Linked DNA regions of Mus musculus: all the other regions are linked to region 3. Evidence: chromatin loops called from intact Hi-C (ENCODE). Cell type or tissue: left cerebral cortex. All regions are shown on one strand. Links, peaks and the distances in the headings refer to the core of each region. The heading gives the core; the rest is flanking DNA.

Region 1 (10,327 bases), core at 3,321-5,820, 130 kb before region 3:
GGGAAAAAATGCAGCTCACACATTTGGAACCAAAAGACTCTACAAGTATTTTCCTTGGATACAAATATCACAATTTGCTCCAAATGTAGGCAAAATGTTCCTGTAAAGTTTCTAGATGTCTTATGATGAGACTCATAAGTCTCTGGAAGGGGTTGGTAAAATAAAAGGTCACGGGGTAATATACAAGAATCTACAGTTAAGACACATGGCTAATTCCAGCTGTAACTTCTCGCTAGGTATGTGACTTTGGACAATTATAATTCTAATCCACAGGCATTATTGTGTACCTTGCTTTCCTTATGAATAAATCCAAGTATTTATATAAAGAAGGGTACCAATATCTATCTCTAAGGGCTATATTAGGAATTGAGAATTAATAAAGCAAACACAATATATGGAAATAACATTTAAAATGAATATTAAGTAACTGAGTCATTGATTGTTATTATAATAATGATAAACACTATTATATAGCAAAATAAAAGACAAATAGTAACTAAATTCTATTTATAAATTTGAATCCCATTCAAAATACTTTAAGACTGGTTTCAACTGACAAAAATATACAAGATTAGAAATAAATAAATACAAGCTATGCTTCTTTGAGGGGCAATCAACTCAGAATCTGCACAAACGGCCCTGCGAGCATTCAGATGCAGAGTCGCCATGCCACGCCGGCGAGAAGGCACACGTGCTGCGCCAGGAGAGCAGGAGACAGACATGCGACGGGCAAAGGGGAGCCTACCTGACTGACTCGGTTCACCTCTTCCTCCTCCTCCTCAGCTTCTTCTCCAAAAGAAAGTAAACTAAAATTTCTATCAAAGAAGAAAGAAGATTCAAGAGAAAAGTTAGACAAAAATCATAAATACCTCACTTTTAAGCAATAGCACAAGTTTCTAAGATGAAATACACTCTATTTACACAGTATTAGTCTTCAGTAGGAGGGTTTCAGGATCTTGGAGCAAAGGGCTTGGCCTCAGACTGCTAACACTTCACCTAGTACCCACAACTAATGACCAGAGATTTACTCTGGGTATTAGCATAATGAACTCGCTGACACATGACAGAAATAAGCTTTTGATAGCCATCAAAGCTGGGAAGAAAATAAACATTAGGGATTAGAGAAATGCTCAGCAGTTAAGAGCACTGACCGCTCTTTCAAAGGTCCTGAGTTCAATGCCCAGCAACCACCTGGTGGCTCACAACCATCTGTAATGGGATCTCTTCTGGTGTGTCTAAAGACAGCTCCAATGTACTCATATAAATAAAATAAATAAATCTTGGGAAAAAAAGAAAGAAAAAAGAAAATAAACATTAATAAATATAGACCCCAGATGGCTCAGCAGTTACGAACACTGACTGCTCTTACAGAGGTCCTGAGTTCTGCTGTGTCTGAAGACAGCTACAGTGTACTCATACATAAAATAAATAAATAATTCTTTAAAAAGGAATATATATATATATATAGAGAGAGAGAGAGAGAGAGAGAGAGAGAGGGAGAGAGAGAGGAGAGAGAGAGAGAGAGAACTGAGAGCACTACAGATGATTAACTTACTTTAATATCTGAGAAATACATTTTAATATTTTAAAACTAAGAAACACAAAAAGTTGATGGGTAGAAAATGTCTCAGATCTTTCAAACTAAACAACAACAGAAACTCAGGTAAGAGAAACTCTAAGTTATTAAACTACTCTCTTGAGTTTTAGAAAAAGTAAAACATTTGGCAACAACTGAGTAATTTTTTAAAAAATCTACATGCAAGCAATGACCATATAACATCCCTAACACACTTGCTCTGAATGAAAACAATAGGAAATACATAAGGAACTCAGACTTGTCATCAGGCTAGACGGTAACATGGAAACACTGTATCCTAACACGGTGACAATGACCTTTTTAGCATCAATGAATTAGAATAAGAAATCAATCATGGAATCAAAGAAAATCATACTGACACAGAAAGTGATTTTGCCACAAGACAGGTACTGTTTGTTGAAGTACCAGGCTCCTATCGGTCAGTTTATTAATGCAGCTTAATGTATTGACCTTGTTGGAGCCCAGTACACACTAAGCATCTATGCTTCTGTGTCTTATATGTACCCCTCTCAGCTCACCTTCCTGATAAGCAGGTATTGTGCTCATTACAACTGCCTCTATATTTGCCATGGGCAAGCAAAGCTCAGAAAGACTGATAAACTTCAGAAATGGGTGTGGCAGGCTCATACATAGAACTGTCTGAAGCTAACACTGAAATAGGATGCTGCAATTCAGCAAAATGGTAAGTTGAAATCTAACTCTATTATTTTTAATAAAACAAAAAAATTAATGTAAACAATATTGGTATAAACTACTAAACTTTATTAATAATAAATTTCTATTTTAAGACAATATCTTTAAGAAAAACAAAACAGTGAAGGAGATAGTTATGTTTAAAAATATTTATAAAAGATTATACTGAATAGCACCAAAGTAGATGACATAAGTATGCACTCCTATCACACACATGAAAAGTATCCTTTCTAGAGTTCTCGCCTTCCCAGAGTCTTTATACTAAGGATATACTAACTTAAAAATGAGTAAATATTTCTCAATAACCCAGCTATGGGTTATAAACTATAGTGAGTACTAAGTGTTTATTTATTAATACATGTTATCTGGCCATATAAGATGGTATTTTTTAGCTTAAGTTATATAATGTCATTAAATGTAAAAACTGTTCACTTTAACACAAACATGCTCATAATTCGGTCAGCACTCAGGTTCAAAATGACATCCCCTTCCTTAGTGAACAACCACTGCAAAGACCGACTGACTAAGTCAGTGTCCCAAGTAAAGTGAAGGTAAACCTCCCTATTGTGATTACTTTGTGCCTTTGGGTTTCAATTTCTTGACTTCTTCTTCTGGCTTCTCATTCTTGGGCTTTTTAATTTCTCTTGGAGTGATGTCATCAAAAGGATTAAACAAAACCTGTGAAAAGAAGTGTTTTGAAGGTATTATTCCAGGATATTTTTTATTTTATAAAAAAGTGAAAAATGCCCCTGAAGTTTTCTAATATCAGCATCTACTTCTCCCCGACATAAACACACTTTCAGCAGCCTCGCTGAGTGCCCCACAACATTATGTTCTTTTCAAGTCAAAGATGAGTATACCTATTTTCTCCCTGATACCTATTTTATGGAAGGAAAACTGTAAGGCCCCAGACAGACATTTGGACTCTGAATCAAATGCTCCTAAGGATTACGTCACTTCCTCAATAAAGGTAACTCTTAATTTACCTAGAATTCTAGTCTTTGAGCAAAGACACCTAATTCCTTTAATTCACAACCTAATTCATATGACTTGAGCTTTTCATTCTTTAGATTATCATCTAAAGTTTCATATTAGAATCCAACGCCTTTAATTTAAAAAAATCTGCATCAGAAACTGTGCTTTATTAAATAGACAGAAATGAGCCATGGTGTTTAGTATAAAGCCTTTACCTAATAGTTTAAGGATGCCTCTTAAATGGCGCCACACAGCCATGCTCCTACCTCACAACTCTTGATTCTATGTGGATTTCGGGGTCTTTCTTCATCATCAATATCTACTTCTGTCAGGCGTAGCATGTTGTACACTGTATCTCCTGTAACCTATCACACAAAGACATAAAATGTGATGGCAAACATCTGTGTTCATCTTTTAAATAAACAAAGGAATTTTGAAAATATTTTAAATAAACAGTAGACTTCTGAAAAAGGTGTTTTAAAATAATTAGAAGAGAACTTTACATTTAACTAAGAATAAGCAGTTAACAATGATGGTGAAGCACACTTGATTCAAGGCTGGAAGGCACAGCTGCACTCAATTTTGGTGGGGCTCAATCTCTTATTAAACCATTTTTGATGTTTCCAGTGTATAGAATGTCAGATACTAATACTAGACATACAGTGTCAACCTTCTTACTGAGTAACAGTTCATTTAAATATCACAAACAAACTTGGACTTAAAGCATCTTAAGTATTAACAATATGATAAATACTGTGCAGATTATTGTCTAATTTAATTTACACAAATACCCTAGAAGTAAGAATTACACTTTCCTTCTTGTACAAATATGAGGATAGAAAGTCAAAGAAGTTACAGTCTCAACAGTGGGAGCATCTCTACTTATAACTGGTATGATATACATCGTCTCTCACGCCTAGATTATATAACAGAGACTGTAAAACACAGGACAAGATTGGAAGCCAAATCTCATCTGGCTTTAAAAGAAAAAACAAAGAGGCAGGAAAAGTTCATGATTACCAGAAAACCCTGGGTTAAGAGTGCAGCCAAGAACAGGACAATGTCTACTTCCTAGTGTGTGCTTTTAAGAAACAAGCGACAAGCTTACATCTCTATGGTTTGGGATGACTCGACTTCAGAGGTTCAGTTGTCCAACCTTACTAAATTGCTTCCCTCCTTTTAGCATCAAAACCCTCTTTTGCATAGGATGTAAGGAAACAATTCTTACTGAACCAGCAGAGGGAGCTAAAAAGCTGTTCATGTCTACTAGGTCTAAGATTTAAATACAGAGAAGCTGAGATGAGAAGAAGATGAGAGGAAGATGCACTCAAGACCCCTCTTTAAAGAGAACGACTGAAAATTCTGTAAGAAGGCCCCCTCTCTCATTTGCTGTTAAATGTGGGCAGGATTAAATGGACACTATCCACAGTGATACTTCTGGTAAAACTATAAATACTAAGGCAACTTCCACTTTATATTTAAGAAAGTTCATCACTGGTAAACTTTAAGCTAAAAAATATTTTTGGCTGTTTTGTTTTGTTTTGTTTTGTTTTCCTGTAAAGCAGCCAGGCATGGTGGTGCATGCCTACCACTCAGGAGGTGGTGGCAGGAGGGTCTCTGAGTTCAAGACCAGCCTGGTCTACAAAACAAGTTCCAGGACAGCCAGGAACTACACAGAGAAATCCTGCCCTGCTCCCCAACCCACCCCCCAAAAAAAGGAAAGAAAGAAAGAAAATGTGTAAAACAACACTGGCTAAGTGGCCATAAGTAGCTAATACCACTACTATGACTTTAATATTGAGACCATGACAAATGACTGACCTGAAGCACACACAGCTCAGAAATCCCTTTACAGTTCTTCATAGTAGCAACATACTCCCTCATACAAGTACAACATTTTAAAGGCCACTATTATATAAGTTAACTGAAGGTATCATTGAAGCTTGAAGAATAATATAAAATCAAAACCAAGCCTTTCCACTAACCTTTCCAAAGATGGTGTGCTTATTGTTAAGTTCATCTGCTCGGCCCAGAGTAAAGAAAAACTGGCTGCCATTATCATGTGGACCAGCATTTGCCATGGCAACCAGTCCTCTCCTATTAAAACGCAACCGTGAGTGAAATTCATCCTGCAAGAATGAAAGAGATTTAGTGACTGTTCTCAAGTCATAACACCCTTCATATTCAATCAGCTACGCAGCAGACCAGCAAGACTCAGACAATTTCTAATCAAAAATACTGAAGCTTTATTTAACTGATTTTGAAGTACAATCAAATCCAAATTTACTATCTGTTCAATGCTCTTAAACCTGAATTCTGCAGCTTGTATGTTCTAAATATATTCAGCCCCGTAACTATCTTCTGGAAGTCTACTTACAGAGGAAGGATGCTGCTCAAAGGGAGTCAGAGTCTAAGTCTCATTTTCCTACTCACCTCAGAGTCCTCCAACCCTTTAAAACAGTCCAGTGTTCCCAAGAAACCCACCTTTGAACCACTGTAAAGCCACCAGCTATTGTTGCACATGTTATGAAGTGATGGGTTTCTTCTTGTTTTTCAATTCTGAGAATCTTCTATAAGTGCATTAATGTGATTTCACTGTGTTTTTAAAAGTCCTAAACCATTCTAAGTTGATTCTTCTCAGAGACGGCATGAGTCTGTCTTAGCAGAGTGTAACAGTGCAGGGCTCCACTGTTTCTCAGTTGCTTTCTGTATTCTGAGAGCTACTCAGAACTTCCCCTCAGACTGAACATTGGAATCATCTATGACACACCCATCTAGCACAATAAGTGCCTTTTAAGCATCAGAGACTATTTTTCTTTAATATATTAGCCTTAAGATCTGAATACAGTACATCTCACCAGGAGCCAGATAGACAAATACCTTGACTTTTGCCTTCTAGGCCTTCAGCACAAAGGCTTCCCATAAAATAAATCAGAAAGACTGCTCGGTAGGTAGTATTTGCTCTGATCTCTGAAAAACTTTAACTCCACTGACTTTGTATATTACATGAGACATTCTTGTGGGACACGATCACTTTTGAAGAAGCGTTGCAAGTAAATTGATCTGACCTTGAATGGGGCTCCATAGATAGATTCTCCACCAGTCCCAGTGCCTGTGGGATCTCCACCTTGGACTATAAAGCCAGGTACAACTCTATGAAAAATGGTGTTGTCATAGTAGGCTGAAAAATAATATATCAAGTTCTAAAAGTTAGTATCACTTTAATTATCACAGTTAATATACAAACAGAGCCACAAGATTTAATTTCCAGAATGCTAAATTGGCTTTTAAACCAAAACCTTTCCTCTCCACTTCTTAGAAAACAATCAATTTTCAAACACTATATGTTTCTACAGAGACAATGGTGGTTTAGTTTTGGGGGATTGGTTTGTTTGTCTTTAATCTCCATAATTATCAATTATAAATTACTGTTTTTAAATTAAAAATAAGAAGTTTAATACACACCAATGTCTTTCAACTGGAGGAAAGAGAAGAAGCAATTCTGCACCCTGGGGGCATTTATCAACATTTTCAAATATTTTTGGCTATCAAAACTGGGAAAACTGGGAAATACTACTGGCATCTTGTACAAGATGGCAAGAATACTGCTAAGCATCCTGAAGCCCAAAGGATTGTTTCTGCAACAAAAAATATCCAATCCCAAAGGCTAGCACTGCTGGGGCTCAGAAGCCTAGGTAGGAGATAGCTCATTTTTGCCTCTTCCATTTCTCCTGATAGAAAATTAACTTAATAATGTACAAAAAATATAAACCTGCAGATAGAAGTTCTAGCACTGTCTGTGCAGTCTCCTTTACGTTCAATAAGTGAAATAACGTACTTTATTCTAATTAAATATCTAAGTGATTTTTCAGAAATTATTTATATATAAAAATATAATTTCTAGTCACAAATATGCAGCATCAGTGGTCTCCCTTAGAATGCCTGGTATGAGACCAGAATCATTGAGAAGGAAAACACTAGTTAAGTAGGACAGAAGCATAGGACATCCCCTAAGAAAACTGAAACTGTTGCCTTTTGCTTTCTTTTCCTTCCTTTGTAACAATTTTATATTTTAAGTCCAAGATTAAATCTATAATTACAGATATTTGGGTTTTTCAAAGGATATGACCACCTTTCTTTTTTTTTTCCAACTTTTTATTAGGTATTTACTTCATTTACATTTCAGCCCCTCCCATCCATGCTTTCAATCATTTGCTTTTATTCTGAAAACTACACATTGTTGCTGCTATTGCTATACTGAAAGGTGCATTATAAGACTCAGAAATATTGTAACTTCTTCAAATCATTCTTCCTAAAGATTAAATAGAGTTATCTACATTATTTGACTCACCTAAGAAATACCTATCTTTTTACAAGTGTATGCATGTTTTGCCTGCATGTATGTCTGCACACCACATTCATGCTTGGTGACCATGAAGGCCAGAGGCAGCACAGGATCTTCCAGAAGTAGAGCTGCTGCTGACTGTGTACCGCCATGCGGGTGCTTGGAATTGGACCCCAGACCTCTGACAGGGCAGCCAGTCCTAAATATTAAGTCTTCAGCAGACGTAAGAGCTGAAGTGCCAAGCCATCTCTCCACCGGTCTTCTCAGGTTTTCAGTTAGTTAGCAATAATTTCATTCAATTCTTACCTGTTTAATCATTACAAATATTGCTCTGGTTATCTCTATGTCTGTAAAATTTCCATTCATTTCTTCTACTTATAAAAATGGGAGGATATTTTTTTTCGTTTTGATGCAGGTAAGCTTTGTCAGCCCCCAACTGAACCTCATGCTTATTTCATTGCTGTATTCTGTCCAGATTCTTTCTGTCTATTTATTCACCTGCTCCACGGATTGCAATTTACCATTCATCCTTTCTAGTGTTTTTGTGATTTCACTTTCCTGTAAAATTTGAGCTTCTTTAAACTTATTACCAGAAGTCAGACTTTTCTTTGTCTCATGTGTTTCTTAGCTTTGTTGACAGTTATTCTAACTAAACTACCTGTCTGATTTTATTTCCTTCCTGCCTGCCACAGCAATTACTAATAATGGTCTTTGCAGACCTGTTTTCTTCGTCTCATCTGAGGGACTGGATTCTTTTATCATTATGTCCTTACACTTTCCCCTGTCATGATAGATTTATCTAATTTCTTCTATTTGGAGAGCTTTGTCCATATCATATGACAGGACACTCTGGATTCTTAAATACTTTGTTTCTGACACCACAAAGAACACTGTCTCTAAAAATCAGGTCTAACTGGAAGACAATGACTTGCCACCACTGGAGACATTTAAAGTCGTATGTAGTACATTCTATACGCCAACAAGAAACTGTGAAAACTGTATGAAATGTAAAGCTGCATAAACAATTATTCAAGAATAAAAAATACTAAGTGAATATAAAATTTTGCAAAGCTTCTTATAAAGAAAAATTATCATGTTATGACACAGAGTGATAATGAATCAGGCCAGGTGGTAAGCTTTATGGAAAGCAGACTTTGAACAAAGTGATAAAAATTGGCTTTACTTCCATAAAAAGAGAGTGAAAAACATGGAAAGAAAGGAAGAAAGAAAGAAAGAAAGAAAGAAAGAAAGAAAGAAAGAAAGAAAGGAAGGAAGGAAGGAAGAAAGAAAGAGAGAGAAAGAGAGAGAGGGGGGAAGGAAGGAAGGAAGGAAGGGAGGAAGGAAGGAAGGAAGGAAGGAAGGAAGGAAGGAAGGAAGGAAGGAAGGAAGCAAACAAGCAAGCTAGCTAATATGAGGATTGTGGAAAAGGAAATAGAATGTTCAGGAAATAGAGGGAATGGCTGACTGGAAGCACATGATTAGTGGAATGAAAAAGAGTGGAAAGCTAGAAGCCAGGTCCTTAAAGATTCCAATATCATGTGTATGGACAGAAGGCAAAGAAATAACAGAGAAGAACAGGCAGGAGGCAACTACAGTCATGGAGATGGAAGTCCAGACGACCTAGGGAAGAAGCTGAAATTTGGTTTAGTGGTAGTTAACACAAGTTTCCAGGAGAGAGAAAAATTACACCATTAGATCAATTAGGCACAAGAAGGGAAAAAATGAGTATAGTTCTGAAAATAATAACCACTTGGTTAGAGACAGCACAGAGTGGAAAGGGTAACACAGAATGAAAGGCATGCTTTGGGAATGAATCTCCACATTTAAAGAAGGAAAGACGAGTGAGCAGCATTTCGCAGAGATCAACATCAGGTCTAAGTTGTCTCTGTTAAAAATGTAGCAATTTATAGTTTATCTGGAGGAAAGGTGTTACTCACTGCTCAGGTCCATTCGATTACTTACTACCTCTGCATAACACCTGAAGCAATGCAAAAAACACTGTAGTTTATTCTTTTCATTCTTTAGAAAGCTCATCCCTGCAGGGTTTTATCTAGAGAGTCTTACTGTGTTGCCTAGGATGCTCTGAAACTCAAAATGTTTCTACATCTACCTCCCAAGTGCAGGAATTACAGGAGCAGCCCAGTGTGCCCAACACACATGCCCAACAATGCCCAACTAAGGCAATCTTATTTCCAAAATTTCAATGAAGGTTACACTGACCTTCCAAACAAAGCTGAATGAAATTTCTGCATGCTTTAGGAGCTTCTTTTGACCACAACTCTATGTCAATATCTCCAGCCGTAGTTTTCAGTAAAACCTATAGAAAGATCATGACATCATATTAGGGTTTTTTTTTTTTTCTCTTGATTGGTTATTCAACTTGCAACACTAACAAGTAGCATTTTCAATTTCAGAAATATTACAAACTCAACTTGGGCTTGTTATTATACTGAACAAATACTCATTACAGCCCAGTCATCATCAGGCGATTCAATACACTATTTTCAAAAAAGCACTTACCTTTTCTAATCACAGAAAACAAACTCCATTCATTTAAAAACCAAGAGTACAAACTTAATTGCATTATTTCTAATAAAATTGGTTCGCAAATTATGAAATTAAGAAGTTAATGAACCCACTGAATTATGACATTAATAAACAACTTTACAATCATTCAGTTGATAATATCTTTGAACTCTACTTTCACATTAAAATCA
Region 2 (10,327 bases), core at 3,378-5,877, 2.0 Mb after region 3:
TGATGCTACAAGAATGCTTACAAGCACACTATAGGAAAGCATGGGCCAAAGTAGCATCCCTACAGCCGCCCCCTAAAACAGGGCTTGCCCTGCCTGAGGCATAAACGTGAAAGACCCCACTCAACTAAGCACGCAGGACTGGAGCATTAACAGGACAATGGTGACAGTGGGGCCCAGAAGGAGAAATGTACAGCAAAGTAGAGGCACACGGAAGAAGCATGGTGGCAGGCCTGAAACCACAGTGACATAACTCTTCCACTGAAAAGGCCTTGATATTGTGACATTTCTTACCAAACAAAAAGAACTCTAGTTCTTGTCATACAGAGAAATGCAACCATCTTCTCAAGTACAACTGAGAAAGATATCTGTCCAGAGCAGCTACTTGGGAACTGTGCTGGGCATGATATTTCAAAGGTGAGCAGATCAAGTTCAACAGTACCTTTTAACGATAGCAGTGTTCGCTCTAGTGAACTCAGAACCGCAGCTTCATTGCCAGAAGAAACGTGCTGCAGAAATGTGTCTGTATGATGGTTCCACAGAGAACAGGCAAAATTATAAATTCCAGAAGCTAACTGCAAGAAAATGCACCAAATCTGTATGTTACACACTTTAATAATAAATTACAACTACAAAGCAATACATCGTGGCCTTATAATGAAAACCTTATCTTCAGTAAAGATTTTAAAGAATTAAAAAGTATGATGATGCTTGGAAGATTTTTAACTATAATCTTTTAACAGTAATATTTATAGTGTACATTGGTTGCTTTAAACACATACATACACACAGGGGTATATTCTTAAAGAATTAGTCACTTGGGATTCAGCAGTTAAGAGCACTGACTGTTCACCTACAGGTCCTGAGTTCAATTCCCAGCAACCAAAGGATTGCTCACAACCATGTGGTTGTAATGGTTGTAATGGAATCTGGTGCCTTCTTTTAGTGTGTCTGCAATAGTGCACTCATATATAAAATAAATAAATCTTCAAAAGAAAAAAGAATTATTCTCTTATAACAATATCTATCGCCAGGCGGTATTGGCGCACACCTTTAATCCCAGCACTTGGGAGGCAGAGGCAGGCGGATTTGTCAGTTCGAGGCCAGCCTGGTCTACAAAGTGAGTTCCAGGACAGCCAGGGCTACACAGAGAAACCCTGTCTCGAAAAAACAAAAAAACAAAAAAAAAAAAAAAAAAAAGAAAAAGAACCAATATCTATCCCATCAGTATCTATATTTTGCATTCATTAATGGGTTGATAGCTCATTTTTAAGCCCATTATTTATGGACCATCACTCAGTATGCCACACACACTCATGTGCTAAACTATGAAGTTAGTTAGACTTCTGTGTTCCTCCTCCAGCTCTGTCCATGGTGTTCACATAGTTAAAGCTAGAAATACACAAACCACGTGGCTTTCAGAGTATAGTTCTAACCTAGACCAATGTTAAAAAAACTTACCAATGGGCTAGGAACTGGCTGACTTATACAGTGCCCGCGCGGTCCCCCCCCCTGGCTGTTTCCTCATAGTAACCTAACCTCTCACACCATTCCCGACTCCTTGACTAGAACGCCCACTTTTCTTAAATTCAGTACCATAACCGACCCATCTTCTCAACTGCAAATCCTCCTCTGATAGCTCTCTCTGAAGAGTCTATTTTACAGTGACTATCTTTAAACAAGTATTCAGCTATTTTATAATTGTTTAGTCCTACTGTAAAACAAGGGAAGACAGATTTAAAGAAAGAAACCATACTCCAGAAGCCATCAACTAATGTCTGCTTCTAAAAGGCTCAGACGGGCTCTGGATTCTAGTGCCAGATCATTTTCAAACCTCTGTAGAGAAAACTCACTACAAGGACTTTTTATACTGTGGATGCTGATTATGCTATGCTGTGGAGAGAACCAAAGCAGCTATGAGCTCCAGCTTCATATTGTAACAAGACTCTTTATAAGGAAGAGTCAGTAAAATTTTTACTCAACTAAAAAGGCAATACTTTTTTTAAAGAAACCAAAATGTTTATATTTTATACTGCACTTTAATGTACTTTCTATAACTAGGTGCAAAAGACCATGACAGTGGAAATCATAGTCCTTGGCTGGCATGGATCCAACGCCAGGCTTGTGACTGGGTGGTGCTCTTGAACAAAAGGCCACTTGAAGCCCAGATGCCTGCCAGGTTTTCGTCTAACTCTTCCCCTTTTCAGTGATCCTTCTATTGAAAGGAAAATAGCAGTGCTGGGTTTTTTATGTGCAGACTGTCTCCTCGGTTTCTAGGCACTGTCATTTTCTTCAGTGTGTGTAGTATAAATGTCTTCACACCATGAACGAAAGGCTTTTCAGATCTGTGCCCCAAGCAGGCAAGCAGAGTCCTGCCTGGTTTATATTCTGGCACTTCCCCCTTCTACCCTGTCTTCTAATGTCAGGCCGTGGCCTTAGAAGGGAAGGGGCAGGTGAAGGAGGCAGTGGTGTGGGGCAAAGCAGGTACTAACTGTGTGCTTTCATTTGCTGGAGGAAGGGCTTTGATTGATGATGAGGCAGGGATTTACGTTTAATTCAGGCCAAAACTCAGTAGTACTAATATGATGAAGCTTAAGCATGATTATTTATAAATTAACGAGGAAAAATACATTTGCTCACTTTGCCCCTTCACATTGCATCACTGTGAGTGGTCAGGGAAGTCATTGTGTGAAGTTCCTATCAAGAAAAGCATCAATGACTTTAGAGTACCCATGCAGTCCTTTGTTTGGCTTATTTTGACATTAATTTTGTTGGAGAGAGATTTAAAAGCAAACAAAAAAATGAAGCAATTCCCAAGTATTCAGTGTGAGTCCCATGTTTTTGAGTTAAGGTGCTACTTTGGGCCAGCTGACATCTAAGATTGGCAGTGTGGATTGTGAGGTCTTGCAGCCACAATTCCAACCCCCTTCAGTTTTACTGCTTTTGCTAACAGATACTTGCTCTTTCACTAAGAAGTAACTTGTACTTGTAGAAATGTAGTTTGAAAACATTTCACACTTCAACTTTGTATCCATTTAAATTAACCCTTTTTCAATAAAGCACTATTGTTTAGATATTAAAAAAATAATAAATAAATAAAAATAAAAGGCTCAGACGGAAAAGACAAACTAGTGAAGTAAACCAGGTAAGAGGGACACAAATGGTTTTTTCTACATTTTCTTCTAAAAAACATGGCAGGGAAGTATGTTCATGAAGACACTACACAAATAAGCTATATGATAAGCACTCCTGAGAACTGGCTCTCGAAACCCTTAAGCGGTCGATATTCTATTTCTAACCAGAAGATAGAGTGCCGCCAACCCACAGCTTGGTGACTTCACCTGAGAAGCACACACTTAACCCCTTCCAACACACAAAGCGAGCCATTAACGTAGGCTTAACCTGTCTTACCTTCTCAAGTATTCTTAGATACTAAGGTCACTGTCCTCACAATTCCCACTAGGAAAAGTTAGCAATAAAATATTAAAGCCATGGAACGTATCACCATGCAACAAACTGTAGAAACCAGGACACTTTCACCTGAGACTAATCAGCAAGAAGCAGTCAACAAGCACAGAAGCCGGGCACACAGCATGGCAGACAACCAACAGAACAGAACAGAAGGGAAGGGAATGGCACTCTTCTAAATTAATTAAGAGATCTTAAGAGATAGAGTTCACCTCCTGGCTCAAAGAAATGCTATGTAAAAATATCTCTGAGAAGAACTGGAGAACAATCAGATAAGACGGGAATATGAAGTCATTTGTTTTTCACTTTCCTCAGGTGTGGCACATTAAAGAACACATTTAGATAGATAGATAGATAGATAGATAGATAGGACGGACAAACAGACTGACTGACTGTTGCAGCCTGTGTTGGACTGGGAAGGCTCTCCTGCGCTCACACCCTTGGCGCTGGCTCACCGCTGTGTTCACCATTAGGCCAGCTCCATTGTGTTGCCCAGGTAAGGTGCAGGGCCCATTGTCCCAAGTGCTAACGCCAGTGAAGAGGCAGGACTAGCTCTCCTGCTCTCATGCCAATATAGTAAGGACAGCTTAAGCAGCGAAACTCTTCATAGCAGTCTTCCCACACAGCTAGCTATCTGCACCTCCATCCTACACGACCAGACCCTGTCCTAGCACCTATGACCTACACGCATACATATCTGTGCTTCTAGGCTCAGCCAATCAGCTTTCTCCTAGATAGTTTTAGCTCTATATAATCTAAAAAGAGCTTGTTCCCATGAAATTTTGCTTTATACTTTCTTGTTTGTTTTTTGAAGCTAAGGTTTTATTACATGGCTTAGCAGGCTCGGAACTAACTAGAAAGGATGTCAGTTTGGCCTCAAACTCACAGAGCTCCACCTGCCTCCGCCTCTCACAGGTGCCACCACGCCCAGTTTAAATACCTTCATTTCTAAGAACAGAGCTCTTCTTCCATTGTATTTTGGGGCTGCTTTGTTTTTCAGTGCTGGGAACTGAATCCAGACCCTGTGCTCTTCCTAGGCAAATAAACACTCAATCACTGTACCATATACTCAGCCTAATTATTTACTTAACAGTTATTAAGCACCAACCACATGTGCAGTTTTCTAGGCTAGATAGCAGAACTGCAGCAATAAAAGTGCTACCTCAGTGATCTGAGAAAGTTAAGTGAACGTTCAGCACAATGTGGTAAATGGTCCACCAAGCTTAGCATCAGATGCTAGGCAGGCTTTTATCGCAGAAGACAGGGAAAAGAACTGAAAGGACACTACAACAAAGCCAACCATAATACTGAAGCGACTGCTAGGCTAAAACAAATACCTGAGAACCAATCAACAAATAAGAAGACTGTACCCTTTAACAGCCCAAGCAATTCATACTTTTATTGCTGAGTAACCATTAATAAAGGTTAGCTGTAACCCAGAATGTTCTACATATTTGACGTTGAAAGGCAAGGGGGGGGGGGGGGGCTGGCGAGATGGCTCAGTGGCTAAGAGCACTGACTGCTCTTCTGAAGGTCCTGAGTTCAAATTCCAGCAACCACATGGTAGTTCACAACCACTGTAATAAGATCAGACGTCCCCTTCTGGGGCATCTGAAGACAGCTACAGTGTACTTATTTATAATAATAAATAAATCTTTGGACCGGAGCCAGCAGGAACTAAGTGAGCAGGGTTGACCGGAGCAAGCAGAGGTCCTAAGTACAATTCCCGACAACCACATGAAGGCTCACACCCATCTGTACAGCTACAGTGTACTCATATACATAAAAATAAATAAATTAATTTTTAAAAATAGAAAGACAAAGTAGATCATTTCTTTAATCCTGACTCCTAGAAATAGAGCAAAACAAATGGGAGAAGTGGTGCAGCCTTTAACCTCAGCACTTGGGAGGCAGAGACAGGTGGTTCTCTGGGAAAGAGGCCATCCCTATCTACATAGGAAGGTCCAGACCAACCAGGGCTATATCAAAAAAGAAAAAAAAAAATCTGTGTAAGGCAGATGGCTCAGCAATTAAACAAACACGTTCTAGAAGAGGACCAAGGTTCAACTTCCAGAACACACATGGTGGTTCACAACCATCTGTTAACTATAGTTCCAGGGGATTTGATGCTCAATTCTGACTTCCAATGGCATCAGGAACACATATGGTGCATATACATACATGGAGGCAAAACATTTATACACAGATATTGAAAATAAACATTTAAACACAGTTGTAAAATAAATCAACAGAAATCAAGCTAACATGATACCATGGTATATCTCTGTCCACACATCTTCACTTGCAAAGTCTGTTACAGTGAGTCTGGTCTGGTTCAAGATCTCTGGCTTCTGTGACACCATCAGTCTTGTCAGGACTCCTCTCAGTTATCCTGCTGTTGCCCTGTACTATAGAGATCCTGTAGCTTTGGAACAGCAGGACTGTGTTGGGCTGGGCATGCTCAGTGCTGGCTCACCCATGTGTTCACCATTAGGCCAGCTCCACTGTAGGAGTAGCCTGTTGTGAATGGCCAGCCCTGCCACCTGGACCATGGTGAAGTCAAGCTCTTTTCTTTGCCCAGGAAAGGTGCAGGGCCTGCTCTCCCAAGTGCTAAAGTCAGTGAGGAAGCAGGGCCAGCTCTCCCAACAAAGTGAGGAGAGGTGGGCACATCACTCCCACACCCATGCCACCTCAGAACAGACAAATGGCAGGGCCAGCTCTCCTGCACTCTCGTCCTTGGGGCTGGCTAACCTGCTCCCAACCACTGGGGCCAGCTCTGCTGTGCTGTCCAGGCAAGATTCAGGGCCCGCTCTCTGGAGTGCTACAGTTGGTGAGGGGCAGAGCTAGCTCTCTAAAGCTCATTGACTCTGTGAGCAGCTTTCCTGACTGCCAGAGGTGGGGACAGGGAGGGATCACCTCTGTGCCCAAGCCACCCAATAGCAGACAAGTGGTAGAGTCAGCTCTCCTACACTCACATCTGTGGAGAGCCATGCTGCGAGCAATCGCCATTATAAGATGGCGCTGGCCTCCGCTGTGCCTAACTAGTAAACACGCCTTGTACGCAGGTGCGAGAGTGAACTCACGCCTAGTCACTGCCCATCTCGGAGCGTAGTAATGGGGTGATGGGAGAGCAACAAATCAGGAGCTGACACGCCACATCAGGTGCTGAAACGCCATGGCTGAGGGCTATATAAGCAACACCATTTTCCAGGGTTGGGGTCTTCCCTCCTGAAGAAGCAATAAAGCTTGCCGCAGAAGAACCGGTGGTTGCGTCTTTCTTGCTAGTCGAGTGGGACGCGACACACATCCACACACACACTCCCCGCCTTCAGAGCCAGCTCTTCTGTGCTGCCTGAGCAAGGCAAGGGGCCTGCTTTCCACGTGCTGTCAGTAGTGAGAGATGGGGCCAGCCCTCCAGAGAGGAGCATCCAGTAAGGGACAGGGCCAGTTCTGCACAGTCCCTGGACATTCAGGCGGTCCCAGTGGCTGCCCCAACCAGGGTCATCCTCAAGTTCTCTAGTGGTAATATAAGCCATGGTCATTGACACTGACCACTGCCACTTCGTAGTCACAGACTCAGACATGGCCCTCAGTGACAGCTACGGCAGAGCTTGACTTCACCATGGCCCAGGTGGCAGGGCTGGCCATTCACAACAGGCTACTCCTCTCCACTCCTGAGTCTCCAGTCCCATCTCTTTTCACAATGCTCCGGCTGCTCCATTTCTCTGTCTCTCCCATCTGTCCACCACATACTCGCACACTGTGGAGGCTCCAGGTACAGGCTGGCCACACAGCTAGCAGGTCCCTGAGTGACATCCTCCATCCATGCTGCTATGTGGAGTGTCAGCAAGCAGATGTCTATGGCCTGCCTGTGCCATTCACTAGAAGGCAAGTCTGTGGGTAGCATGGTGATCTGAAGGTCTCTGTCAGTCTTCCTCTTTCTGAGCCACCTTTGATCTGATTTGGCTTGATTTGATTTTTATGAGTCCTAGGCATAAAACAGCTTTGGCTACCAAGCCAGGTGTCAAGCTAGGATGCACAAAGGACTGCCATCTGCTCTGCCCCTGACTGACACAGAACACCACCACCAACAAGGGGTTTCTCCGCCCATTGCTGGAAGTAAGACAAGGTATTTAAACCAACAAAGTTAAAATGAAGAACATAAGAGTATGTAAGAATTACTATCTAGAAAGACAAGCGTGGTGCGGCATGCATGTAATCCTCACACATATACATACAGCACAGAATTGGGAGGCAGGGACAAGAACAGGAATGCAAGGCCACCCTTGGCCATCTGAAGCCAGTCTGGGCTGTTTCAGAAAGGAAAGGGAAGAGGAGGAAGAAGTAGAAGCAGACAGGAAGGAGGAAGGAAAGAAGAGAAGAAAAATGCCATGACCCAAGATTTATAAGCTACGCCCTCAGGAGTGAGGATCTCAGAAGAGTGGCTCTGAACCTCATCACCTGCGACCCAGAGACAGAAAACTAATGTGCATTTGTTGCTGTTCCTTCTTCCCTTTTTTTGTGGCTATGTTGTCTGGAGTAGTCTACAACTCCTGACCAAGTGACTCTTTGCCCTTAGTCAAAATGTAGTTGACCATATGTGTGTGTGTGTATATATACCACTGCATCTGTCAAAACTAATGTATTGAACATGAGAGATAGCCCAAAAATACACACTTCTCCCTATTTCCCTAAACTATCCTCAAACATGAGGCACTACACTGTGCACCAGGGAAAAGTTAGCTAGCTTTTTGTGAAAGAATAGAGGCTTACAAAGACTCTCATCTGGAACTCTTTTCTCTGGCTGCCCCATTAAACTGTCTATCTTCCGCAAGCTGCCAGCTCTTCAATTACTCCTCCCCATGTACAGCTAGGAGTCTCCTTTAGAAATAAATAAAGCATCTCACAGCGCTTAGAATCTGTCAGGTGTTCTGGCTGTAGCTGTGCCAGAATACCCTTTATTTTAAAAACAAAAGGCGGAGGGAAGAAAGCATGGGTGCATGTGCATACACCTCTACACAGGAGCTTAAGCATGAGGAAGAGTAGCTGTCAGAAGAGAGCAAGCCTGGAAAAGGCTGCTTCAGACCACATGTTAAGTGAAGAACCTGCAGGGCAAAGGCGGATCACTGGGAAAGCCTGAGTGACAGAACACTGAAGGAAAAAGAACCACGCAAAACAATGTCCTAGAAATACCTTAGTTTTCTGAGTCCTATCATAAACTTTCTAATTATGCATGTTTTTCATAACTACCAAACGTCAATAAGAACACCAAAACAAACACCTTCAAATTCAGCAGTATTACATGGTACAGTCCAAAATGTCACCATAAGCAATATGAAATTGCTATTCTGAAAAGTCAAAAATAGCCAGCTCTAAAACCATACTAAGAAAGTGGAGAAAGTAACAGCTGGTAAAAGACTGCCATCCCTGAAAGAGTTTGGATGGAATGTGCTGGATGGGCTCAGGTCTGTCAATATTAGAAACTAGCTGTGTGTGGTAGGTCACCCCAGCACTTGGGAGATGGAGGCATGAAGATCAGCAATTCAGTCTTCCTTAGCTACATAGCAAGTTTGAGGCCAAATTGAACCATAAGAAGCCCTGTCTTAAGACAAAAATTAGAAACTTGGGGTAGGAAGATGACTCAGCAGTTACGAGCACTGACTGATTTTCCAGAGGACCCAGGATCAATTCCTAGCACCCACATAGCAGCTCACAACTCCCTGTAACTCCAGTTCCAGGTATAAAATCTTCACACAAACGCACATACAGGCAAAACACCAATGCACATAAAAACATTTAAATTTAAGAAAGAAAGAAAGAAAGAAAGAAAGAAAGAAAGAAAGAAAGAAAGAAAGAAAGAAAGAAAGAAAGAAAGAAAGAAAGAAAGATTAAGAACTTGATCCATATCTGGTGGTGCTATTTTGTAAAGCTTTGAAACATTAGGGACTGTGGCCACCCTAGCAAAATTAGTAGGGTGAACACTTGTTTGAGCTCTCACCTTCCTGGTCCACCAAGATTTGAAGCCTCTACCACATAATGTCTGCCAACATCAGCTCTGTCTTCCCTGTCATGTTGGACTGAAACCAAGAGGCAAAATAAACCCCTCCCATGAGTTGTTTCTGTTGAGCATCATCACTAGAGCACAGGTAACTAACATAATCTTTCAGTTGTAGCTCTATTTTACACCCATCAACTATCTATACACGCCAATCTTACTGCTAACCATCCCCTTTTGAACGGCTTTGCTGAAGAGATCCGTTATCACATCTCAGCTACACTGACAATCTCAAACCAATTTCTCTGCTTTCAAAGTGTTTCCTACCACAAGCAACCTCACTGACACTTACGTGAGCTTTCCATACATACCACTGCAGTGTAGATTAGAAAGATTTCAAAATCGTTCCAAAAATATTAATACAAGAAAAATGAGTCATTTTTATACACATGTCACTATTGTCATAATCACATGTAATCATGTTAAATACTTACATCATAGAATAGCTTTCTGTCAGCGGCCAGGCGTTTGGATGCCAGCGTCTTGGTGACATGGTAGAAGGTCAGCAGAGCTCTGTGCTGGCGAAGGTCATCCTGGACTTTGACAGACTCTACAAGAGTGGGAATGAGCTCCGGCCACTGCCTAGGACAGTCTAACCGAGCAACCTTGGCAATCAGCACTGCGATCTGGGTCGCAATCTAGAGAGAAAGAGAGAGAGAGAGAGACCATGGGGAGTAACTAGGAAATCAAGGGCAAGGGATAAATAATACACTCGCATTTTGAAATTAACTCTCAGGAATTAACTATGTTGAGCAAATATTATTAAAACTACACTAAACTATTTAATGCAGTGGTCCATAGACTCTA
Region 3 (10,327 bases), core at 3,574-6,073:
ATCAAAACAAACAAATCTATTCAAGGGCATTTCACAAAAATATTCTATTTTCAAATTTTTATTCATGACTATGTATTATTTTCCATTCACCCCAATACCACATTCAGCTTTTCAACAAACTAAAACAAAATCTAAACCAAACCTAATCTTAGCTCAAGACCCACCATGCCACAAAGACAGACTCTTTGATTTCTTGCCTTGAATTTTGTCAAGTTTCTCCCTACTGAGATGGGATAAAGTATTTGTATTTAATATTTCATTTGGAACCCAAATTTACTGTATAACATAATACTAAATTTATTTTTTTTATAAACACCTAACACTCTGGACCTGTGTTCTGTGTCCAACAAACTGTTAGGAATATTATGTTCTAAAGTTGTTTTTTTTTTTAATAAAACCAATTCAGTTCCATTTTTGAATACCACATTTCCCCATCATTACAAAAATCCTTTTGAAAGCATTCTTTCTGCTAAATGGTTTGGCGTGGTGTCTATTTTAAGCATATGAGCAAGCAAATTATTTCCTTACATGAGAGCAATGTGTTTAAATTACGGAAGAAAATTTCATCCAGCTCCATAAACCTTTGTCAGAGAGGATGTGGGTGTGTCGTCATCAAAGACAAGATGCAGAACTATAAGAACTTCTAAGGGGAACACCTCAAAATTAGAGGCTCAGGGTCTTTGGCATGACACACAGATAAAAATAAATCAAATATGAGGTGTGTGGAATCAAAAGGCAGGCTATTATTAGTGTTTGTAGTTTCCAGAAGGTAGAGGCATTAGTGTGGGCTAAGATAGTTGATACCCCATTCCATGTGGCTGTTGAGGGTCAGAGTAGCCTAATAAACAATAAGTTGGACACAGGGTTGAAAGTGCAGGGTTCACAAGATAAAATCGAATGAACCAAGTCAGTGTGGAATATGGCATGGGGGTATGGGTTATAAGGACATTCTATGACCAATGTCTCTGAGGATACATACCTTAAATTTACACAAGCATACTTTAAAAGTGTGCCATATGCCAACAAAGTTTAGCCATGTGTCTTAGCTATGGTTTCCATTGCTGTGAGGAGACACCATGACCAAGGCAATTCTTATAAAGGACAATATTTAATTGGGGCTGGCTTACAGGTTCTGAGGTTCAGTCCATTATCATCATGGCTGGAAGCATGGCACTGGAGTAGCTGAGAGTTCTATATCTTCATCCAAAGAAAGCCAGGAGCAGACTGTTTCCAGGAAGCTAGGAGGAGGCTCTCTAAGCTTACCCCCACAGTGGCACATTTTCTCCAACAGGGCCATACCTACTAATAGTGCCATTCCCTGGGCCAAGCATATTCAAACCACCACACCCTGAGAAAACCTTTTGTATTGTAGAACAATACAAAGTGATTTAAAGTAGAGACTCATCTCCAAGAGCGCTCAAGGCAGGTAAGCTTTAAATGAGCAAGACTTGCACTCTTCCCGTGGATTTTCTATCTTCAGCTCAGGTTGCCTTGGGCTCCTTTGTGTTAGCCCATTTCCCCTGTTTTTTTCCTCATAACTCTATCTCACTCATTTTCTTTCCCCTTTACATTCTGGCCCCGCCAAGAGGCATTTTGGAAAGAATGGAGCTGTTATGTGAAAAGCGGCTCCTTCCCCAATTTGTGCTTCATCGTTGCGTGGCTCGTTAGACTTCATGCTTTTGCCAAAACAGAAGCTGCAGGTGTTGCTCTAAAAACAATCTAGATGTATCCTGAAGTGTCCCCAACCAGTGCAAAATCTGAGCTGAAGTTTACCTAGAGACTAATGGTGGGGACACGGAGTCTGCATTCTCTTACCAGTGGGCTAAAACAGATCAATTCAAGGAAAGCAATTTATCAAAAGACCAATTTGCTGGGGAGGGGCGGGAAGCAATTTGCTGAACACCAGCTTACCCAAAAAGTGATTTATGGATGAGCAATTAGCTGATTAAGTAATTTATCAAAAGATCTATTTGCTGAGTTATTAGCACACAAAACATCTTTCTATTAACTACTATAGCAGAACAACACATTTATTTGTCCTAGCAACAAAACTGCAAATGTAGCGTAGCTCTTTGATTTTTTTTTTTTTTTAACAATTAATGTAATCTCTCCTGCAAGTACCTCTCTTCTCTATTCAGTCTGTCTGAGTCCTGTAGGATAGGAAGCTTCATACGAGGATTTCTCTCTGTTACGATTTTAATTTGTAAGGAGATACTTCGAATTATTTAGCGATGGTCGGCTCCAGGCATTGCACAAAGCAAGGTTCAGCAGCTACCTCTTGGAAGGCTGTAACTTCCCCTCCACCCTGGCTAGCTTGTTCTTCTCTCCAGTGATTTTAGTCCAAAAAGCAGGAGGCAGACACAGCTTGCTTTCTTGGATTTTATTATTTTTTTTCCCTTCAAATCTCCTGGAGGCGGAAGAGGACCAATTGCCACGCCCCACCCCCCACCCCCACCCCGACACACACACACACACACACACACACACACACACACACACACACAACCGCGGCTTGTTAGAACTTCCCTTCATTTCAGGGGTGGGGGTGGGGGTGGGGGTGGGGGTGTTTCTCACTTCCTTCCTCCTGTCAGTGGGAGCGAGAGAATGATGAGAGTGGCCCCCTGCCTGAGAACTGAATTGATTGGGGAGAAGAAAGAGAAACAAAACAAAACAAAACAACAACAACAACAACAAAACAATGTTTCATTTGGGTTGTGGACTTCTGTGTTCACCTAAGTTAGATCTGCAACCTGCTTGCTGTACTGCCTTGTTCCAGGGAGCAAGCAGGGATGACCACCGCTAGATTTTAGGACAGTGGTTCTCAGCCTTCCTAACGCCCCGATCCTTCCAACGCTAATGGCCACGAAATAACTGTGTTTTCCAATGGCCGTAGGTGACCCCACCCCCATGAAAGGGTCATTCGACCTCCTAAGGAGACTCGACCCACAGGTTGAGAACAGCTGTTTTATAAAGTTTCTTGGGGAGAGTTTACAGCCACCGATTCCTCAGAGATGCTATTCAAGAACTGCTCTTTATTTGCAGATTGTGATTCTCAGATATTTTTAATTTTAGGTGTTTTATAGGCCACAAATATTAAGGTTCCAAATATTAAGTTTTGTTGTTGTTATTTTAAATGAGGGAGTTGGTCTTTTGTTTCGATCTGTTTTCCATCTAGTCTCCTTACTTTCTTTTTAATCCTTTTTTTATCAGTAGATATTAATTATGTGTAATGGGCCTCCTGAGAGTTTTATACATGTAAATCACTACTTGAGCATATCCATTACTGCGGTCCTCTCTAGTTTCCTCCCCATCCTGCCAGACTTCCCAGTTAGTCTTCTATTTTATGTCTCGTTTTTCTTTTCTTTCTTTTCTTCTGCTGCTGTTTTTGAAGACCTGATGAGTTTCATCAGGGTCGCCAGTACACTTAATTAGTAATTTTGTTTCTGGGGTCTGACAGACGAAGGTAGAATTATGGTGGCAGAATGGCAATTGTGTCCAGAGCCATTTCCCGACATCTGTGTCCGAGCCATCTGGGCAAGCAGGGATCTTCTTTTTTCCTCAGAGCCTCCACTTGGCTTCTATAAGCCCAGGGGCATTTTCCCTTTCAACTGTCAGGATGCTTTCCAGGGCGATGGAAGGAAATGGCTGCCATGGGCCTGTTATACCAGCAACACTCACCAACTACGGAACTCTCTGAGATTTGGGAAAGACTTCGCTTTGCTGTGTTAACCTGGAGGAGAGCAAGGCCCTCTTCCAAGCGCGCGGTCTCCAGCTTCTGGGCTTGGCTGCCCCTTTGGGAGAGCTGCCTTTAAAGAGAATTGTAAAACCAGTGAGCTTGAAGCAAACCCAGATTGGGAAATGATGTCCGAATGGGCTGAATTGTGGAGCCTGGCACCAGACACACCACTAAGCTGAGTTACTGAAACACTCAATGCTGTTAAGCAAAAGGTAGTTGCTGGTGCCACGTGGTAGAATTTTCACCGAGCCACAGGGCACCACCATGTGACCAGTGCACGTGTCACTCACGGCCCGCATCACCAGCTGCCCTGCTGTACTTGGAAGTGAGGCGCTCTCCAGGAATTAAAAAAGTAAATATAAAAATAAATTCCCCAGACATGTTCAAAATGAAGACTTGTAAAGTTACTAGCCAAGCAGGTTTAGCAGGTCACCATGCTTATCAGACAACTTTAGTTCCAAATATCGTCTGGCTCATAAATCTCTGTGAAATTGAAAAACTGGGACCTGTAGATAATTGCTTTTTGCTAAACAGATGTGTGTTGGAAAGAATTGTGTGTTTTTGGAAATAAGCTCCACTTATTTGCTAGATGAATATATTTGAGTTACTGTTTGATTAATTTCAGAACTTATTGTTATACAAAATGAAAATAGCCCTTACATAGGTGAGTGGCAGGATTAAATTACACGAGCTAAGATATTTTTCATGCTTTTAAAATATTTTGAATATGTGAACAATTTACTTACAGATATTCCTGTCACAATAATGAAATAGCAGAAAACAAAATTATATTTTCCGTTCTCTCATGATAAAGTTTCTTTCCTTTCAATATGTTTTTTAATTTAGCAGAATTAGAAATAGCTGCAAAGACAATGAAGCACAAAGCGCTGTATTGCCATCTTTCGGACGAACTAGGAACTGCACTTGTGTGCAGGTAAATAAAATGTCAAGTCCTAGAATGGTTGGTTATTTATCAAATGGTTGTATAATGGTAACTATCTATAGCTTCTGCTCCATAGAGTCTGAAGGCCTCACTACAAATCTATAGCAAGTGGAGGGAACTGAGTCTACAGTAACAAGTACTTCTCAAAGAGCTGTGCTTATAGAAGCGCTGGCTGCCGGAATGGTTTCTGTTAAATCTGGAAGGGACATTAGAAGTCGGTCCTTGCGGATGGCTTCCGGTCTGCTTCCCCAGAGGGGAATTCAGTCAGGGGATTTAGTAATGGGAAGAACAGTTGATTTAAGTTTAAGAAGCTGCGTGGAGAAGAGAGATAGTCATTCCTTGGCGAAAAGGAGAGCCCACCGACAGCCGGGTTGTACATAGAGCCGCGTGTCCTTACGCGAGTGAGTGAACATATGAACAGACACAGGAAACTTGTGTCAGAACTGGTTCTTGTCTGACCCTTGCTTCTGTTTCTGAAGTAGGAAGAGACTAGAGACTCAGTCCTAGTTGTTTCCCTCATATTCTCCTGGGAATCTGAGTGCTTGCCTTCCCCACTTCACACTGCACCCTGCCGTGTGTGGGCAGGACCACTCGGAAGACTGGAATTGGAGGAAAACTTAGAAAAATCTGCCCACATTCCTCAGGCTGCATAAGTTGTACCTACAGAGGGGTCTGAGCAGCTGTTTTGCTGATGGATTTGAGTAACATAATGTGCACTGAGCTGGGAGTGGGTGCGCGTGCGCTGGGGAGAAGAGATGACAGGGTGGAGGCAAAGGTCAAGAGTTGAGCTTTCTAACATCATCTTTTGCAGGAAAGTCAAAGGCACTGAGAGCGCGACAAAGGTCCTTTGCCCAGCCAAACTTTAGTCAGGCTTCTGAACTTTCTTCTAACACATCGGTACACACACTCCCTTACCAACATCCAGCCATCCCCCAAACCTTCTGACGTTCTTTTTTTTTTTAATTTTCTGAGCATCAATTATTATTATTATTTATTTTTTATTAGGTATTTTCCTCATTTACATTTCCCAATGCTATCCCAAAAGTCCCCCATACCCACCCCCCCTCCTCTACCCACCCTCTCCCCCTTTTTGGCCCTGGTGTTCCCCTGTACTGGGGCATATAAAGTTTGCAAGTCCAATGGGCCTCTTTTTCCAGTGATGGCCAACTAGGCCATCTTTTGATACATATGCAGCTAGAGACAAGAGCTCCGGGGTACTGGTTAGTTCATATTGTTGTTCCACCTATAGGGTTGCAGTTCCCTTTAGCTCCTTGGGTACTTTCTCTAGCTCCTCCATTGGGGGCGCTGTGATCCATCCAATAGCTGACTGTGAGCATCCACTTCTGTGTTTGCTAGGCCCCGGCATAGTCTCACAAGAGACAGCTATATCTGGGTCCTTTCAGCAAAATCTTGCTAGTGTATGCAATGGTGTCAGCGTTTGGAAGCTGATTATGGGATGGATCCCTGGATATGGCAATCACAAGATAATACATCACTTTCAATAGCTGATCAAATCCACCATTCTTGGATGTCTGATCATATTGGCCTGTCTCTAGCAAGAGTCTCAGTAGGTTCAATTAAACAGAATTTTCCCCAGCCCTGATGGTGACTGTTAGTAATTTTCTGTCTACTGACGACTCTTTTCCCCAGCCCCTCCTTCCCATGAGATGAAAACCTGCCCTTGTATAAGGAACCGAGTCCAATCTCCTATTCCCATGCAAAGTCCTATTGTAGAGGCTCCTATTCTCACCTATAGGTTCTGAATAAGGCTGACCTTACTATGTTTTAGCAAATATCATTGAACTTTTTTTTTTCTCTAGCAAACTTGGAGGTTATGGCTGACATTATCCCTAACTTTCCTCTTCTTCCCAGGTCTCCCAGTCCTTCCTTTAGGGTTACCTCCCGCCAAGACACACATACTGCCCCTCAGGAAAAAGGTTCTTTGGCCCAGCTCTTGTCCTCAGACTCTGCTCGCTTAGGCTGGCTGAGCATCAGGGGAGAGTCACTTCCTGCGCTGGTCTTGAGTGCCCTACAGTGGTAGAAGGGCCTGGTTGTCAGTAGGGTCCAAGTGTAACTCTTTGGAACCTGTTGGTTTGGGAGCTTATCATCAAAACTAAATTTACCTCTAAGATATGGCTGTGGAAGGGAACGTGCATTCTTCTTATTCATATAACTTAGGCCCTATGATTAGAAACACCTCCTGGTCTGGCTAATGAAGAGCGTCCCTGCCACCTGAAGAAAGCCTCTAAATAGTTTGAGAGATAGCTTTAGAAAAATCTGGTGCCGTGGTAGCAGATCCCTTTAAGGTAAACTCAATTTTATCTCAAAACGAATGCCTTTCAGATGTAGAAGCTGCTAATGGGTCCTACTGCGTGCTCCAGCAGTCAGCTCAGGCCCCTTTTAGATGTTGCACTAAGTGGTTGAACCGTGGCTTGGCTTAGATCTACTGTAGACAAGAGGCTTCTTAAAGTCTTTAACCACATTCTTTGTCAAACCCACTAAAACATAATTGTCAAACATTAGTAAGTTTCTGTTGGCAGTGTGAGGTGGGACGACCATTGTCCATGGGTATGGAAATGATAGTACTGATTTTTTAAGTGGAATATTGATTTTAAAGGGTGTGAGGGTAACTCTGTGGTCTGGTCGGCTTATATATGGATCTACTGTGTTCCCGAGTTCGTATACTCGGATGCATCTTAGGATTGTGCTAGGTTGATTGGGATAATTTCATTCCCTAATCCCCTCTCTTCAAGCCCATAGCACCCTTCAGCTGGTACTAGGTTCCTTATTTTATTGAGAAAACTGGGTGAATTGCCTCACCTTCTCGCCAGTGCTTTGAGCAGACTCCCTGTAGTTTGTACCCACACTACCCACCCTTGCACCTCCTGTCTAGTCCTGTTAGTGACTCCCAGACCTGGCGATACAGATTAAAGAACACTAGCTAAGCATCATGGCTCACATTTACAATCCCAGCCTTTGAGAGGGTGAAGCAGGAGAGTTGCTGTGAATTTGAGCCTAGCTTGGCTACCTAGTGTGTTTCAGAGCAGCCTGAGCAATAGAATAAGACCCTGCTAAAAATGAGCAATGAATCAATCAATCAAGCATAAAAAACAAACCCAAACCATAAAAAAGCCAAAACGTAATAACTCGAGGTCTAAATTCACCCTCATTGATTTTATTTTAATGATTCTTATGTGGGACATGTTTATACCCCATCCTTTTCATTAAAAAAATAAATCTGTATAAATTATTCCATCTATCCTGTCCCACCCACCACCCCAAGCCCTGCACTAAACCAAGGCTTTCTCTTCATGCTGGGCAGGTACCACCGAGCTCCATCCCCAGTTTCTCGGGACTTCTCTGTAATTTCTTCAGTGATGCCTCCTCTTGTTATTAAGCCGGTCCTTTCGGGACCCAAATTGGCTGCACTGTTTTTCTTCTTTCCCTCCTCCTCTATCTTTCCCTGAAGCTGCTCCTCTCCCATTAAACCTGCAGCTAAGTACTTGTACATAACTCCCACGATGGACATAAATATTCACATATATCAGGAGAGACAGACCTGGAGGATCGTTTGAGATGGCGGATGGTGATCATGGTGTTCACGTGGGCAGGGTAGTCTGGAAGGGTTAAAAGTGGATAAATGGAAACCTGCCATCACAAGCCCTTGCTCAGTTCTACCCAGGAGCCTGTATCAGATCCCTAACTCCTCCATGGAAAGAGAGGCTACATGGTCTCCACAAGACTTATAAAGTTTATACAGCAGTGACCTCCATCCCCTGAGTCCTTTCCCAAAGAGTCATGTAGCCATTTATTCTGGAAACCATAAAATAGGAAAAGGGGAATTTCTACATCTTCCAGCGGCCCCGGGGACAGAATCTGAGCAGACACTGCTGTTCTGATATTGTTCTTCTGTGCAACAGGGTTTGGAAGCAGACTTAACTCATGGTGTGCCAACTGCTTTTATGGGACTTCTTTCTCCAATTCTCAAACCTATCAGTGGAATGGATGTACTTAGCAGTCGGCAGCAGCAGCACTTTGGCTCTTAGCCTGGAGAGGTAATGTATTTGGGGGGAAAAAAAGACCGAGTAAATATTCCAGTAACCATTAACCTTCTATTCTCAGCGAGATCAAATCATTGCTAAGTAAGGGTGATGGTGGAGATACAGGGTTCCTTTGGTGGATCCTAGCAGGGGCAGCAGATACATTGTTGCCAGCAACCCCAGTGGGAACTGCTGTGCCAGTGTGTTCTCTCTACAACAGCTTAAAACAGTCTTAGTTATGTATATTGTGAGGATCTAACCCAGTTACCCAATCTTTCCCTCTTGTGGGGAAATAAATACCCTCCGCCAGGGTGACTCTGAGTTGTTCCAACTTAATAGCTGAGGCTAACTATGACACTCAGTACCTTGTTAAGCTGCAGACCTTTGTTTTAAAAACAGTAGACACAAGTCCTCCCCTGCTCTCTCTAGCCTCCAACAGCGTCATTCAATGTTTTATTTATTTTTCTAATAATAGAACTTTGGTTCTAAGCAGATAATTATATTCTTATGTGGCAGAACTTCCAGTGATTTCGGAATTACCCATTCCTTATTCCGAGGAAACGGAATGCTTAATAAGCAGGTTTTTCCCTTTAGAAGTTCACTTTATTAATAATGTCTTAAGACAGAGTGACTTGACTGACTGATGTTCATAGGAAATAGAATGGAGGTAAGTGGTCTAAGCCTGTTAAGAAACTTCTGTGGCCGAGCCTGGAGACTTGGACTTCTACTGCTAGTTGCTTGGGAGGTTGAGGCAGTAAGTCTACCACTTCAAGGTCAACTTGGATAACTTAGTGAAGGCTCTGACTTAGGAAGAAGCATAAAGAATGCTGGAGATGTAGCTCAGTGGTAGAGCACTCGGCTGGTGAAGCCTAGTACTGCAAAGAAACTAAAGAAAAGATGGGACAAACAAACTTCTGAGACCCTGAAATGGTCGATTCTCTGAATCTAGGTGCGTGCTTGGCTGCACACTCTTTCCAGTAGGCACGAAAGAGAAGAGATTCATGCCGACAATGTGAAGGGCATCATTTGGGAGTTGCATGCTCCCACTTCTGTAGAAAGTGATGGGCTCTTGTTGCATCCTGTTGGCAGACATTCAGCTTTGGAGCTGTGGTAATACTCATGACTGCCCGGGAAAGGCAGCCTTTCCATAACTCTCAGAAATTTGGGGTTCTGTTACTAAGGGAAAGAGGGGACAGAGATGGGAACAACAACCAAAGTGCTGTTATTGGTGGCAACATATTGAGATTTAAACAAGGCTGCATAGCCTTCTAGAGAACCCAATGCTGCTTTTTGAAAAGCTTTGTGGTGTCAATCCATGGTTGGAATTTGTAGACCCTTCTTTAGGTGTGTGGGCGCTCCCAGGACTATGTGTGCGCATTCAAGCACATACTTGTACTCTTTTATTAGAAATTAAAACTATCTAATGCTCTGCCCTCGTGTCTTCTTGCAGTTGACAGATAAGCTGGGTTTAGAGGTTGCTACTAGTGACAGTTTCTAAAGCACCTATAATCTTTCCTCTGTTGACTTCACAGCATGTCTTTTTTCTCTCATCTTTTCCTCCCTCCCTCCCTCCCTCCCTCCCTCCCTCCCTCCCTCCCTCCTCCCCCC

The links. Peaks named below come from ENCODE experiments on the same cell type or tissue, not always from the same donor. Only the 100,000 strongest peaks of a DNase experiment are listed, where the experiment ranks them.
Region 1: it touches region 3 in a loop (9-fold over the local background); 36 of 42 quality-filtered maps call a loop at or near these places.
Region 2: a loop joins it to region 3, with 4 times the contacts of the local background. A loop is called at or near these places in 3 of 42 quality-filtered maps.

Annotation. Positions count from the first base shown.
Region 1 is chr13:104,801,387-104,811,713 of GRCm38, forward strand. Cwc27 (CWC27 spliceosome-associated protein) reads right to left here. Exons shown (of 14, transcript NM_026072.1): 2 at 9,831-9,927; 3 at 6,334-6,446; 4 at 5,251-5,394; 5 at 3,532-3,630; 6 at 2,865-2,968; 7 at 746-815. Among named protein-coding and RNA genes, the nearest start is that of Cwc27, 10 kb to the right of the region's middle. In left cerebral cortex, for the core only: a CTCF peak has its summit at 4,492 (motif pointing right); a DNase peak (open chromatin) is centred at 4,507.
Region 2 is chr13:106,900,246-106,910,572 of GRCm38, forward strand. It overlaps Ipo11 (importin 11), which reads right to left. Exons shown (of 30, transcript NM_029665.4): 5 at 9,955-10,158; 6 at 440-572. It overlaps LOC115488227 (a small nucleolar RNA gene), which reads right to left and starts at 7,587; the gene lies at 7,445-7,587. In left cerebral cortex, for the core only: no CTCF peak of the experiment used is centred there; no DNase peak of the experiment used is centred there.
Region 3 is chr13:104,935,418-104,945,744 of GRCm38, forward strand. No RefSeq gene overlaps it. Among named protein-coding and RNA genes, the nearest start is that of Gm41048, 26 kb to the left of the region's middle. In left cerebral cortex, for the core only: CTCF peaks have their summits at 4,639 and 5,968; DNase peaks (open chromatin) are centred at 4,659 and 5,202; H3K4me3 peaks cover 319 bases; H3K27ac peaks cover 395 bases.